Linked DNA regions of Mus musculus: region 2 is linked to region 1. The links are chromatin loops, found by intact Hi-C in ENCODE. Cell type or tissue: left cerebral cortex. All regions are shown on one strand. Links, peaks and the distances in the headings refer to the core of each region. The heading gives the core; the rest is flanking DNA.

Region 1 (7,656 bases), core at 1,195-5,194:
TGTGTATGGCAGTCACACACACACACACACACACACACACACACCCCATCATCATCACCACCACCACCATCATCATCATCCTTTCAGTTACTCATTTTACCAGTAACTCTAAAAATAATCATCATAAGGCATTTTGCAGGATTACATGAGATATAAAAAAAATGTTTAAGAGCTAAGTATGCTGGTGCACATTTGTAAATGATATTTGTAAATGCATTTGTAAATGGAAGCAAGGGGAAACTGGAAGATGAAGATAACTATTTCAAGGCTGCTTTCTCAAAATAAAAAAAATTAAGACCTAATTAAGGTGACTTTAGATGCTTTATCCAGCAGTGAACTTATAGAAGATGAAACTGTAGTTCACTCTGTCACTTAGTGATAATTGGCTGATCTGTTCTTAAAGGATTCCTTCACCCAGCAGAGTCCACAGACCCAGGCCAGTATGGGCAGTATTACCTTCAGCTCACAATAGGAAATCACAATGTCTGAGAACAACTGTGTAAGAAGGTTGATGTCACCTGGCAATGGCACAGAATCCCATGACTAGGGTTATCTGAGACTAGGAGTGTAATAACAAATACCAGGAGTTAATGCCCTATAAGTCTCTTCATCTTATTTTTCAGTATTTTATTTTCATTGTAACTTTAAATGGATTATTCACACTGGATTGGGGAGAGGATACTGTCTCTTTGGTGATAAAATTTTTTAAAAAGCCGTGGGGAAAATAATTTTAAAATCTCAGAGTCCAGGGAGATAGCTCTACTCTAAGGTAAAATGGGGGCCAGCAAAGGAACTGACGTGTTGAAGGGAACTTGGGAGATAAGATTTCAAGAGAGGGATTTAAGATGTGTTTTAGGAAAGAAAAACAGCTTGAATTGCAAGTGTATTTGCAAGGAAGCATAAGTGACAAGTGGGATACTGGAGAACTGAGGCTCGGGCCAGTGTTCAAAGAGAGCATCAGTCATTTAGCAAAAGATGAAATAGCATATGAGTTATCCGGGTTGCACAGACCTTTAAGAGGTGTAAAATGCACTGAAAATGACCTCCTAGAGCACAGAGGGCCAACTGGGCTACTATAGTAGCACAGAAGGCAGAAGAGGGTTACTTCACGGGAGGTGAGAATCCACAGCAAGGCAACAGCTAACGTCAGGGAGACTTTATGATTTTTACTTTATTTGCTGATTAGATTTTAACTGAAGCCAGTGCTTGAGAAAGACGAGAAGGGCTAAATTTAGGTGATTCTGAGACTGGAACTGCAGAAATCTGAAATCAAAAGCTACATGATTTAAGAAGAAGATGGAAGATGGGCCTGTTCTGTTCTGAATGTGAAATGTCCCCCATAAGCTCATGTGTTTGGACACTTGGTTCCTACTGGTAGTAGTGTTTGAGAAAGTTGTGGAATTTTGCTAGGGGGAGCCTTGTTGGAGGAATTGGGTCACTGTGGGTGGAGTTTGAGGTGCTGCAGTCCCACTTCCTGATTCTCTCTGTGCTTCCTAAATGCCTATGCACTGCTGGCAGCCAGCCTCCTGCTCCTAGCATCACACCTTCCCTTCCTGCTTCCTTCTCTTCCATGCATAATAGACTTCAACTCTTTGGATCAGAAAGATGGCTTACAAATGCAGACGTAAGTGCTCCCTTCCCACTTATTTCTTCCTTGGTGCCCCGGCATAAGGCATTCCATTGCACTGAGAGAACGTTCTCTGACATAACAAGACTTGCCACATACGTAGAGCTCCTGGGGAAGCGGCTGAGACTGAATCAGAGGACTCTGTTGCTCATAACTAGATCTGTGTAGCTTCTGATTCTTATCCTTTCTAGTTCTTTCCCCATTGTCCTTTAGTTACATGTTTGACCCAAGAGATTCCAAATTAAAGGGTGGCTCGGGTGTTGACTGCAGTGTTTTGTATTTGTTACTAAAGAGAGGGAGGTTGAACATGAGATGCTGCCTTACTAATTTCAAGCTCTTTAACTGTGAATTTATTGTACCTTGAAACCCTTGAATTTACTGGACTCATATTAGGCTGCCTGTTAAAGAAAGTCATTCCTGGGTGCTAGAAAGATGCTTGCTGGTTAGAGTGCATGCTGCACTTGCAGAAGATCTGAGCCCAGTTTGTACCTCATCCAGCAGCTCACAGATATCTGTAACATCAGCTCCAAGGTGTGCTTCTGACCCCCACAAGCACCCAAGCATGTGTTCCTACACACAGAGGGAAAAGAGCACACACATACATACACATACAGAGAGAGAGAGACAGAGACAGAGAGACAGAGAGAGACAGAGACAGAGAGAACAGGAGAGAGACCTATACACAGAGAGAAGGGACACACATAAACATATACACACATACACTCACACACATCTATACACATGTACACACACATACACATACACTCAAACATATATACACACAAACATACACTCATACACATACATATACCTAAATACACACACCCACACATATACTCATACACATATATACATATAGATATGCACACCCATACATAAACACACATACACAGCTGAATATATGAATATATATACATACATACATATATATATGAGAGAGAGTGAGAGTGAGAAAGAGAGAGAGAGAAAGAGAGAAAATGAACACACACATCAGAGAGAGATCTTTGAGGGTTTTCTGTTTGTCTTTAAGAAACCCACTCCTACTGCTACATGCTCACGTGGCATCTCAAGGCATATCCCTCTTCCTACAGGGAGGACTTTCCACACAGAGCCTTTACCCTGCTCACAACTTCCTTCAAAGCATTTGTCTTTCAAATCCCTCTTTTCTCATTTCCTCTCCGATGCAGCAACCCCTCCCGTGGGTGCACAACAAAACTCCAGGAAGCTGCAACCCAGGCTGCACAGGAAGCAGAAAGCCATGGAGAGCCAGGTCTCTTGCATCAGACTGGTTTATTAAATAATTCATTTAACAACTTCTTCCAAGACCCTGGTGCTACTTAATTACTTGCTTGCTTTCTTCTCTCTCTTTTCAACTTTCCTTTAATTGAAAATCCAAGCCAGGCATGTCACAGCCTGGGAAGTCAGATCGCTTGGAGACATCTTCTGACTGTCTCATTAGGTGTCCAGTCACTGAGAAATGTATGATGCTTGAAGAAAAGGATGCAGTAGTAAACAACTACATAAAAAAATTAGATTTTCCAACAATGCCTAACAAGGAAAACAGAACTCAGTTTTGTCCTTAATGAGGGAAGCAATGTCCATCAGCCATACTGGTGTTCTGGGAGTGCAAGCATGATTCTGGCAAATGAAGACTGTAACACATTGTGGTATCAGTAATAGTCAGGACACACACCAAGATGAAGACATGACCTGTACATCCTTCTTACCTTAAGGAACTGTGAGAGCAAGTGGAGAGTCTGAACTTTGTAATTTAAGAATGGCGAGAACCCATGTAGCAATTTGAGTCTGAAATAGTAAACCAGTGCTATGAGTCAGGAAAATGATTTGATTTGCATAAAATTTTGTGGGTTTCAAGAACAGCTGGGTTCTTAGGGTTCCCAGACACAGTGATGATGCTCAGCAGTGGCCAAAACAGATATGCCAGAAACCCACAAGTTCTTTGTAAAAATGCCTGTTCTGAGGGCTACAAATGCTTACCTTAAACAAACAAACAAACAAACAAACAAACAAACAAAAACCTGTTCATTACAGAAATAAAAACGAAAATTCTAGAGAATCAAAGTGAAGCCAAACCACCCAAATAAAACAACCTGACTCCACCGTGCCACTGAGCATTTGGGGTTCATAAAACTCTTCCAATTCTTATACAAGTAGCCACTGCTCTATGGAGCTATGTTTTTCTCAAGAGGAAAATGGAGCTTAGAGATGCTCAAATGTTTGGGAGTGCCATCTTTCCTAGGGCCACACAAGCGTCAGGTAGGAAGAATAGAAGTTCTGTGCTTTCCCAGGGTTTAAATGTATGGCATTTTAGCTCTTGAGTCAAAACTGTGATGATGGATAAGAGGCACAGATGGGTTGAGGAGCTGAGGCTTGGGCTAGAGTGGGAGGGGCTACAGAGTTGCTGGGCTCCTCCTGACCCTGCACAGGGATCTCTTTGCTCAGCATCCTTGAAGTCATGTCCTGGTATCATCCTAGCCCTGTATTAGCTTTGGAAACCTGGATGAAACATTGATGGTCCCTCAAGAGTGGCTATGAAGTCACTACTGCAAGCAAAGTGCTCAACATTCTGAGTTTCAGTCATTGAATTGCTCCTTTACAATTTAATTTTCCTTTCAACTCCCATGGTTCATCTGATCTATCAGCTTCTGTGCTGGTAAGTACAGAAAGAATCCATGCAAGCACCATGACTAAGTCTTTGAAGTACAGCCTAGAGGATGAGTCCTAGAATTAAAACTAATTAATGCTGTTTCTATTACTATGACTTAGTTATGCACTAAATCAAAGCCACAGCTCCTCCTCTCTGTCAGAGGTACAACCTCATCCAGCTGCAGGGAAGATCTAGGGCATTCTCATTACTTTGACTTAACGAACTGTATAGGCTTTATAGTCTGCGGTCTGTGTGTGTGTGTGCATTTGGATGTGTATGTTCATGTATATGTACATGCTTGAGTATATGTACATGTGTGCGTATAGAGTGTGTGCTACGTGTCTGTGCCTGTGTGTATGTGTATGTATGTGCATGCATGTGTTGGGGTATGCATGTACGGGTCTGTCTTGTTGTGTGTGTGTGTGTGTGTGTGTGTGTGTGTGTGTGTACGTGCTTGTATGTGTTTGTGTCTGTGGTATATGTGTATGTATGTATATATATATATACTATATTATTATATATTATTGGTAATAATAAATTATATTATTTATATTATATATTATTATATTATTATGTATATATATTACTGATATATATATATATATGTGTGTGTGTTTGTGTGTGTGTGTGTGTGTGTGTGTGTGTGTGTGTGTGTGTGTGTGCGTGCGCATGCGAGCGTGTGTGTACGTACGGGCTTTGACTTTCTTTCTCAGTAGAGGAAGCATGCTTTCTACTTCAGAATAGAACTGGCTTCACCTCTTTCTGTATTGTGTTGGTAATTTCCAATCCATTCTGTTCTTCCTCTGTTAAGGCCTAGATAAAATATTAAATCCTAGGTAGAATGTTACCTAGATAGCCTGCCATTATAAGGAAATTTTTTCATGTTTCTGCAGTTAGTAGAAAACTTTCTAATGCCAAGATTGACTACATATTCTGTTATGTTCTTTGCCTCTGGAAACCAGCCATGATAGAAGTCAGTAGGACTGTTTTGTGTAGTTACCCACAATAAGCTTGGACTTGAACCAGCCACTCGACAGCATTTCCTGCACCTGTGCGGAAGCTTTACAGTATAAGCTTCCTAGGATGGACCCAACATAAGAGAGACACCTGCACCAATACAAGGAACTATTTGCAATAAGACTTCCATCTTGAGTAGCAGTCCAGTAAAGTTTAAGTTCTCAAGATCTTCCTGGGAACTGACATTCTACTTGAAAGATGACATGTGCATTAGTACCTGACATCCTGGTTGACAAGCTAAAACATGAATGTTAGACAAGTCTCATCCTGGTAAACAAGTTAAGATATGATTATTAGACAAGGCAAGTTCCCTGTCAGAGTTGAATACCCCAAGGAGCAGGATAAGTGTACAACAAAGACATGCTACTAAGGAAATCCCCTGTCTTTAAATCCTGATTGTTGAAATAACTCAGCCCAGATGTTGGCGAATTTGGGGCTTACAATCCTTGTAGGATCTTAACTCAGGGTCATGGTTCAGTTGCTAAATCTGAACCATGATCCTGGGCAACTTGAGATGTGGCCTCAATAAATTATCCCTGTCTGACTGAAATCAGTGTTTGTGTGGTTTGTGAGCCAATTTCTGGATCCCAATATCTTGAAGATCATCTACTTTTCTACTGCAGTGTATGCCCCCTGTCCTAACGTAGAGGCTCACAGCTGCATCAAGTGGGCTTCTGACCTGATCCCATAGCTCTCCTTTCCATACCTCTCTATCTTTTCCTGGCTTGGTTATATCTATCTTTACATAGCTCACTGGGAAATTGCCCGAAGTGAGAAATTTCCTGACCCTTTGTAGCATCTAAACACGGCTTTCGTCTTCTCCTTTTTGACACACTATTAGGCAATTTTTAAAGTTTCACTGAGTTTTTTCTGTAACTTGAAATTGATGATTCCTCTTCTGTCAGATTCTAAAAGGAAGCAAAGTGAAGCCATTGCAACTAGTTTATCTCTTGTGGTTGTGTAGGTGCTGCCTTCCTCTTGCTTGATAAGAGAGGCATGGCATTTTAATACCGCCCTCCCCTCCACTTCACAGCAAGACTTTTTAACTTTCCAACATGATAGTTTTAATTAGCCACAGAAACTTGCCTTCCTCCCCGTCCCTCCCTCAACAATGTCCAAAGGAAAATGATGTGGACTACAAGTGTGAGCTGTATATGGAACTTCAAATTTTCCTCTTCTATTTTCTTATTTTGGTTTATTGAGACAGGAGCTTTCGATGTAGTCCAGGCCAGGCTCAAACTCCTGTGTCTGTCTCCCCAGTACTGAGATTATAGACATATTTCATCATGCAAAATGAGAGGAGAAAATAATTTTAATGACACATCATTTTAATATATTGTTCTTTTATCATTTTATCCAAGATATTTTGTCACCACTTAATATAAAATATTTTAAACATATTTTCTGTTTTAAGTTTTGTATTAAAGCTGTAAATTTTGACATATATTCTGTAATTGAAGTAACCCTACTAGCCTCAATTCGAGGGCTGATCTCATATTTGTATCTGTTGCATGTGACTGCAGGCTGCAACATTTGGCAGCACAGTAACACACAATGAATCTTTCTCTTCTTGAATTTTGTCATTTTTTTCCTCTTTTAGAATAACATCAATAGTTCACTTTCCAAGAATCCTACTGATTGCTTTATTTCTGTAATCACTTGAAATCACTCAAACTCTTCTGTTGTGTTACTACCTGTAGGTGGAAAGTCTTAGATGTTGTCTCAGGCTTGCTAACAATATCCAACAGACAGGTTTTGTTTTGTTTTTACTGCTCCAATTTTTTTCTTGTAGTCAAATTTTGTACTTACTTACTGTCTCATTTTGATGTCTGATAGTCTTTGTGCGATCATATCTAAAAGGAAAAGACTCAGGTACTAGCATAAACAAGAATTGATAAGAAGCCGCTGCCAGGCTAAGAGCAAGAAGCCTTGAGCTGGGTCAAGGTATGTGAAGAATCCTGTTTCTAGAAAAGCCCCATGGTTTTTAGCAAGGCAAAAATGCAAACATCCCTAATTCTGTGGATGCTACAGGGTGGAATGTTCACTGGGTATGGGGAGCCACTCACTCACCAATTCCAAATTCAAACTTTACTTCTCAACTACTCTCTGGTGAATACTGAGAACCAGAATCTCTCTCCCCCAGCCTGGCTTAAACTGCCTTGGCTCATTAATTTATTTTCTGTTTTAAGAACCTTATTAGAAGCTATCATCCACTAATGACCTATGCAGATGTCAGTAATTTTAATTGTCAACTTGACTGGATCTGGAATACCCTCTGGAAGAATGTTTCCAGAGAGGATTAAATACAAGTGAAATACCCTCAGATTCTGAGAGGTAGCAGCTC
Region 2 (7,656 bases), core at 2,478-6,477, 100 kb before region 1:
TACTGAAAACCCTCCAGCACTCTGTCTGGTATGTGTATACATTTTTCAGGCTAAGATGCTACTGAAATAGCCCCAACATATAAATGGCTAAGTCTAGCAAAAGTCTATTTTCATGTCTAGCTTCCAATCAAAAAACTTTGTAGAAAATTGGTCCATTCCATGCTACTGGGAAACTTTTTAATTACATCCTCCATCAATCCTTAGAGTTTGGAGGAATGACATTTAGATAAGACACTTGGGTGTACCATTTAGTGGGCAATGCTTGAAGGTAAGGCTTATATATCCCTACCATACTTCATGCCTTACTGTAGATATGACCAGGAGTTTGGGAGAAAGTGGTAGGTATTTGGCTGGATAGAAAATTTTCCCTTGGATCCTTTATCTAGCTCCTCTACTGGGGAACCTGTGGAGATGAAGAGGTTTGTAATCCCATAGGAGGAGGAACAATATGAACCAACTAGTATCCCCAGAGATCCCAGGGACTAAATCACCAATCAAAGAGTACACCTGGAGGAACCCATGGCTCCAGCTGCATATGTAGCAGAAGATGGCCTTGTCTGGCATCAATGGAAGGAGAAGCCTTTGGTCCTATGAAGGCTCGATGTCCCAGTGTAGGGGAATGCCAGGATCAGGAAGCAGGAGTGGGTGGATTGGTAAGCAGGGGGAGGGAGTATGGGATAGGGGGGTTTTGGAGGGGAAACCAGGAAAGGGGATAACATTTGAAATGTAAATAAATAAAATATCTAATTAAAAATGAAGAATGAAAGATTTTCCTTGCATATGGTGTCAAGACCATTTGTGACCTAGTACAAATGTGTCCAAAGGACTTTATTCTGTTACAACCATAGGCATGTTATTTTTCCCTCTCATAAAATGTTCTTTATCCACTGTTATCTGGTAAAATTCTAAACATCCTATTTCCAACTATACCCAGGGAGGTAATTAGGATCATATCTCTTAAATATGTTTTAATGGAACCAACTACTTCCCTTGAATAGGGGTGTGCTGTGTGTGTTATGTGACTACTGCACTAATCCTTCACTCTCTATTTATTCTGCATCCCCATAAACTATAGATTCTACGACAGTAAGAGTTATTCTGTGTTGATCATTGAATTTCTACTACCTTTCTGTGTTGGGGTAAGTGAGAGACATTCAGTAAATATTTGTCAGTGAAGGAGGGAAGGGAGAAAGGAAGAGAGGGAGGAAGAGAGAGGAGAAGTAGAGAGAAGAAGAGAGGAAGAGAGGGAGGGAGAAGAAAAAGGGAAGGGCAGAGGAAGATGGGAAAGAGAATGAACGAGAAGGGAGGAAGGGAGAACGGAGAATGAGAGAGGGAAAATAAGGAAGGCATGGGAAGAGACAGGATCAGGGAGGGAGGAAAGGAGAGAATAGTGAGAGTGAGAAGGGGTGGGGGAAGGGAGTGAGACTAACAAGAGGGGTGGGAGCAAAGGGACCTTGGAAAGAAGGGTAATCAGTAGAGGTGTTTTTATTAATGGTGACATTCCACACAGAAGTTCTGATTTCCTTGACGCTGGTTTTCTTGCTGTCAAGATTCCTCCATTTTTGAACCATGAGGGGTCAGTTCCTACAGATCTCTGAAATCTCTAAAACTTTTCTAATTGTCTTCCCGCCAAGGTTTAAAGTAAATGGAATCAGAGTTGCTTCCTAACAAAAGGTTTTATGTCTGTGTTTCTCAGATGAGTATATATGAGTACATAGGCCTGGTGAGAATGTGGTTCGGCTCAGTAGGGTTGGAGTCTGTGATCATGCACCAAGCTTTTAGATGACATTATGGATGGACCTTTAGGAGCTATCTTGTTCTGAGAAAGACCTGGATTATGTATCACATTCCAGCTGAATGGCTGTTCAGTTTGGCTCAACGATATGAAACTCGACTCCTGGAGGAAAGAGTGAATCCCCTCGGCTGTGCTTTGGTCTTCCCAGCTGACTTGAGTCATCCCACTCAGTGACCTCATCTCCTTTCATATCTGAATGTTCCAGCTATGCCCACAGCACCAGGAACATCTGTGAGATTTATTTTCTGCATAACTACTTGCTTTTATATTTTGGGGGTTAACATGTTTTGTTTTAATGTTATGAGACCATCTGTGCCTGGTTTAAAACTCACATTAATAGATCAGTTGACTGAAATGTGAGTATCAGAGTTTATTTTCCCAAGACAATACATGAACTACCCAAACCATGACTAGCAATCAACCTTCTCAAGATTCTATAAATGCTCCTGACCTTAAATATTAATGTGTAGAAAATTATTATAATAATTTACTTTTGGATCACTCTTTGTACCCTACTAAACCTTCTGATGTCTGTCGGTTCATTCTGCGGTCAAATCCTTTATGCTTAACTCTTCATCATTGTACCGGTGTATCGCACTTCCCAGTACTATGCAGTACATCACTGTGAGCCCAGCTGGTCTCCACTCCAGGAACCATAGGCTTACATAGGAACCCTATGCAGAGACACCTGTCCTTTCAAGAGCCATGAAAGCCAAGAGCATTGCACAATCACTTGCACTGATCAATAAGTTCAAAACTGAATCTATTTCATCAAGTCTCTTCTGCTCCACAGAGAACTCTAACATGATATCACAACTTTACATGACATCCCATGACCTGGACTTTGTGTGTAAAAATATTTAATTTCCCCTAAGGAAGAAGAAAATTTCCACCGTTCAAATCAAAATAGACTCCATCATCCTAGACACTCACCAATATTTGAAAGAAGAAAATACGGCACATGTACACAGTGGAGTGCTGCTCAGATATAAAGAGAATAAAATTATGCCATTACTAAATGAAACTGGGACTGTTTGGGAGCGTATGAGGACCAGAATGGAGACAGGGAACTGTGAGCAGGTATTGGTATGATGTATGTGTATAAAAATGACATATTAAAATTCATAATTTTGTACAATATATAAATTCTGCCTGTATATACATGTCATTTTTTCAGGAGTTTTACACACTTCTCTTTAGAGGGACAAAGGTGTGCCATATCTTCTTCAATGAAAATTAGACTTCTATTTCCCATTGTTCCCTTCCTTCTGCTTCACCTGTGTCTTACTCTTAGCATTCTGGGTCTTGCCAGAACACCCCTTTTGGCTTCAGGTGAGATGAAGTTCTACTTGAAATCAACTATGGAGCTAATAAGGGCTCTATTGCTGATGGAATCCAACAATTAGAGTGGGCCTAAGCGTTCCCTCTGAGAAATAGAAAACGCCTGTAAGGTAATCAGAGATGTTTAATATTTAAAAGTGTATCACGTGTTTTTAGTACACCAGGATAACAAAGATGTTCTTCATGAGGAAAAGAGTTTGAAGGGAACAGAAACTTTTAGGAAAATTTGGAGAGCAAGAAAACTCTGAACTGCATCAGGAAGGAACGGAAAAGGGAAAAGTTGGACTACCGTCTGTTTACACTCTGTTCAGTGTTCTATATAGTTCAGGAGATTCAGTGTCTAACCCTGAAATGTGATATTGCTGCCTGGAAGAGGGAGACAACTGAAATATTCTACCTCATAGCATGCGTCAGGGGCACAGGTCAGTCTTTGTGCTGTTTTTGTAAACTCTCTACATTGGACTAATGTCCATAGTCACACTCTATCTGAGTGCCAATTTCTCAGTTTTTAGAAGACTCCCTTTATGAATACTCAGTAGATAGCCAGAAGTCAGCAAAACCCAAGAAAACTGAGCTTAGAAATGTGCCAAATATTCGTAGAAGTTTGCCAAGTTTCTTGAGAAATCCCAGACATTTCTGTGTTGGGAATTTTCTAGAAAACAGTTATACCTTGCTATCTGCAGTTCTCAGGCAACACTAACGCAAAACCCACAAGAGAGTTCATACAGCCTTTCAAACAGGAAAGACTGCCCAGGTGCTGGCAGAGCTGCTATATTCTGTCCACTCATGCAATTGGCAAAACTGTAATGTTAGCAGACATAGTGACATTGAATAAAGTTACATTAGATTCAGGCTCACCTTCTCAGTTCCACTAGTCAGATTTCAAGGGCCACATGTGGCATGATTACCACATTAATGGCAGATTAGAAACTATTTCTGTCATCACAAAAAGTTCTATTGAAAATCTCTGGTAGAGAAGATGTAGCTGGTCTTTTGTAGCTTATAAATCCCTAGTCCCTGCCCACACACCATCTGTGTTAGTTAGAATAACAAGCATGGACGCCTGGACCAGAACAGTTACCCTTGTATGCAGATCACAATAATGAGGGTGGCATTTGAAATGAAATGGGGTTAGGAGTGGGGGACTGGCTGAATCCAGTGTTCACCCACCAACAGATGAAGCCAGAAACACAATGGAAAACCCTGATAAAGAATTGTGGGCTGAAGAGAGCTGGCAGACAGATGGCACTCAGGCTTCTCGTTCCCCAAACTCCCACTTGGTTATACTTCTGGACAGGACAGTTCTCTGTTCATAAATCCTTTACTGTTTACCCATGCAGAATTTTCTGCCCAGAATCTAGAACCCAGTGAATGTTCTGAGGGCAGAATCCAGAAGTATCCAGGGAAATCAACAGCATGAATTTACCTTTCTAGCAGGTCTACTAAGAATAAGCCAGCCAGAATAACTATAGACCTCTACTTGAGAACAAGGTGTTCCCGAGGTCAAGTAAAATATCTAGCTTGCCTAAATCCATTTGTCTGTTGGAAACAGTTGATCTGAAGTTGTTGGGTTTATGTTTCTTGAGTTTAAGGAGGTTCAGATTAGGAAAGAGAGAAGAGGGGGCGCACCACGGGATGCAATACAAATGGAAGAAACCCTGCATGCTGTTCCTCCACCAGCACTATAGTTTTTCCCAGTCTATTTGGATCGAAAGAGGCCAGTCATCTCTGGGATCTCTGGGATTTTCTGCAGTGCATCATAAGGAACAGCCTTAGGTACATTTGATCATTTCAGTCTTTCAGCCAACTTATAGAGTAGGGGATATTATTATTCCCATTTTACAGTCTGAATTAGAGACATGAAGAGTAGAAATGCCCAGGACCACACACCTTACAGGTTACAGCAATGGACTCTGCCCTCAGGAATGAACAGTTCAGCATCTTTATGCTTCACCAGCTTTCTTCACCTGTAACCCAGCTGGAGAATGACAAGCTAATTGGATGTAAAAGATGGTTTTCAGGTGAAGGCACATTATAAAGAAGACATAAATCATGCTTTGATTGTGGCTGGAGCTGGTGTGCCTATTGAAACCAAATCACTGACCATAATGATTTCATAAATCAAAACTCAGATCATCAGCAAGAGGTTTCTAAGTAATATGTGTTGACCAACTCAACTGACTTTTCCCTCTCCTTATCTACAGACCAGAAGCAGGGAGATAGTAACACAACTGTGAAAATAGAAAACAAACCAGGCACAGGCAAGCAAGGATCTGGATTTGTCAATGAAGCTACTGAGAGGAGCCTGTTCAACCAGCCTGTGATATGCTTGCCCTGCTCTAGGAAAGATTGCATGAATAAAAAGTATAAGGTTTCTACCCCTGGACTCTGGAATTCAAGCTTTTTGGGTAGAAAATTTGCTAAGACAGCACTGAGGAAACCCTCTGCTCCAGTCAGATGCCAGAGAAAGACAGTGGTCTGTAACTTCTCATGGAGTTCACTTCTGGTAAAAAGCCACACCCTAAGAATCTTAGACTATACTATTATAAGCAGCAATGTAAATGTCACGGTTCACCAGAGGACTATGTGACATCTGTTCTGCACCCTGCTGTACAGATTGTCACTTTCCCTCCTAAATGATTTCCTCAATTCACAGGTGGTTTGGGGAAGGTTGACATTTTCCTGAGACCTCTTCTCCTCCCTCTCCCTCTCCCTCTCCCTCTCCCTCTCCCTCTCCCTCTCCCTCTCCCTCTCCCTCTCCCTCTCCCTCTCCCTCCGCCTCTCCCTCTCCCTCTCCCTCTCCCTCTCCCTCCCCCTCCGCCTCTCCCTCTCCCTCTCCCTCTCCCTCTCCCTCCCCTCCCCCTCCCCCTCCCCCATTTCCTCCACACATGTCCTTCAGTCAGAGTTTCAGTATCCAGGACCTGTGCATTTATCACTCCACTGTCCATTTGCTCTCCTAACTACTTCCAGTTCTTAAATGTCAAAACCCTCAGAATCTACATTTCAGGATATATATAACATAGAACCAAGGGTCAGTAAGTTTGCATCTGAATTAGGCACTTGATAGCAGGAGATATTAATAAGTGCTTAGTAAGTGTGTAATATAGATAAGAATACTACTGAATGAGGTAGGTTCTTCTGTGGATAGCAGTGTCCCCGGGATCAACAGAGTAAAGCGCCATGCCCACGTACACTAGTTGAGGAGATGCTGGTCATTAGAATTCCCAAGTCATCATTTAAAAAAAGGACATACCTTCTTCCTTCTGTTCATGCCAGTAGAGATGCATAGAAATAAACAAAGCTATTATACCCTTGGTCTTAAAATAACAATAATTCAAAATGATATCATACCTTTTAATTTAATCAAATTGTAAGGTATTATGGATCACAGAATTCCTTGAACGAACAGAATAATAAGATATTGATGGGACTCACACAAAGTGATGGGTATCTGCCCTGCTAAGATTTGGTGTTTTTGGCAAAGTAGCCGCAAAAAAGCCTGGAAATATAGTTCAGTTCAGGCCCCTCATAGAGTCTCTAGTGCCCACGTAGCCATCCACAGGAATTGAAGACAGGACCAGTTGCTTAATGACGTAATTCTGAAGGATTCTTCAAGTTTGAGAATTTTGAAAACAAATGCAGACACGAATAAGACAATTGCTATATTAATGTGTTGTTCGAAATATATTCTTGATTGTTTAAAGAGTTTGTACTGTTTAAACAAATCTTGCCGTTGAGAGGAGCATCTCTGCTTCCTGATAACACAGATGTATCTCTGGGAGCCTCTTGAGTCACTTGCTGTCTAAAACATCTGGCCAATAATACAGAACAGCACTCTGTTCACATGAGTTAGTTTACATTACACATTTGAACAGAGATTTTAATACATTGAACTATTTTCTTGTCACTTTTTAATCTAGAGAAATGTAATGTATAAATTTACAGACTGAGATTAAATTATTTGAGTTTAAAACTAATAATTTCAAACAGGACAGAGTATTAGTTGAAGTCCCTTTGAATGTGAAAAATTTATATTTTTCTAATTTTGAACATACAAGATCAACTATGTTCCAGTTGTATAACCACACATATAAGAGAGTATAGGGAGAACTAGTTGGTTTATAAAAAAAAAAAAAAAAAACAACAATGAGGACCCAAAGTTGTGTGAACATGGAATGGTGGTGGATGTGGTAGGAGGTGGAGGTAAAGATATTCATTCAACATATAATCTATGAAAATGTCAAAGGACCTTTAAAACTGTCGTTTTAAAGATATTTGTAAATAACTTTAAATTAAAAGCTTGCATGAATAAAAACTATAAGGTTTTTACCTCTGGTCTCTGAAATTCAGAGCTTATTGGGTAGAAAATTTGCTAAGACAGGAGTAGAGGAGTAGATTGTAGAATTTAATAAATACTGATGGTTAATGTTTTAAAAATCTGGATAATCTTTCTGTTAGCTGACATCTCCAGGAAGAGTGGAAACCCTTCATTCATAATAATCTTGGGTTTTGTATTCTAT

What was found. Peaks named below come from ENCODE experiments on the same cell type or tissue, not always from the same donor. Only the 100,000 strongest peaks of a DNase experiment are listed, where the experiment ranks them.
Region 2: it touches region 1 in a loop (2.0-fold over the local background); 1 of 42 quality-filtered maps calls a loop at or near these places.

Annotation. Positions count from the first base shown.
Region 1 is chr14:15,199,659-15,207,314 of GRCm38, reverse strand. No RefSeq gene overlaps it. Among named protein-coding and RNA genes, the nearest start is that of Gm31658, 110 kb to the left of the region's middle. In left cerebral cortex, for the core only: no CTCF peak of the experiment used is centred there; DNase peaks (open chromatin) are centred at 1,552 and 3,396.
Region 2 is chr14:15,305,319-15,312,974 of GRCm38, reverse strand. Gm31658 (a long non-coding RNA gene) reads right to left here and starts at 4,463. Exons shown (of 3, transcript XR_383097.4): 1 at 4,307-4,463. Gm31577 (a long non-coding RNA gene) reads left to right here. Exons shown (of 6, transcript XR_001781177.1): 4 at 1-28; 5 at 1,076-1,139; 6 at 1,854-2,869. In left cerebral cortex, for the core only: no CTCF peak of the experiment used is centred there; a DNase peak (open chromatin) is centred at 4,250.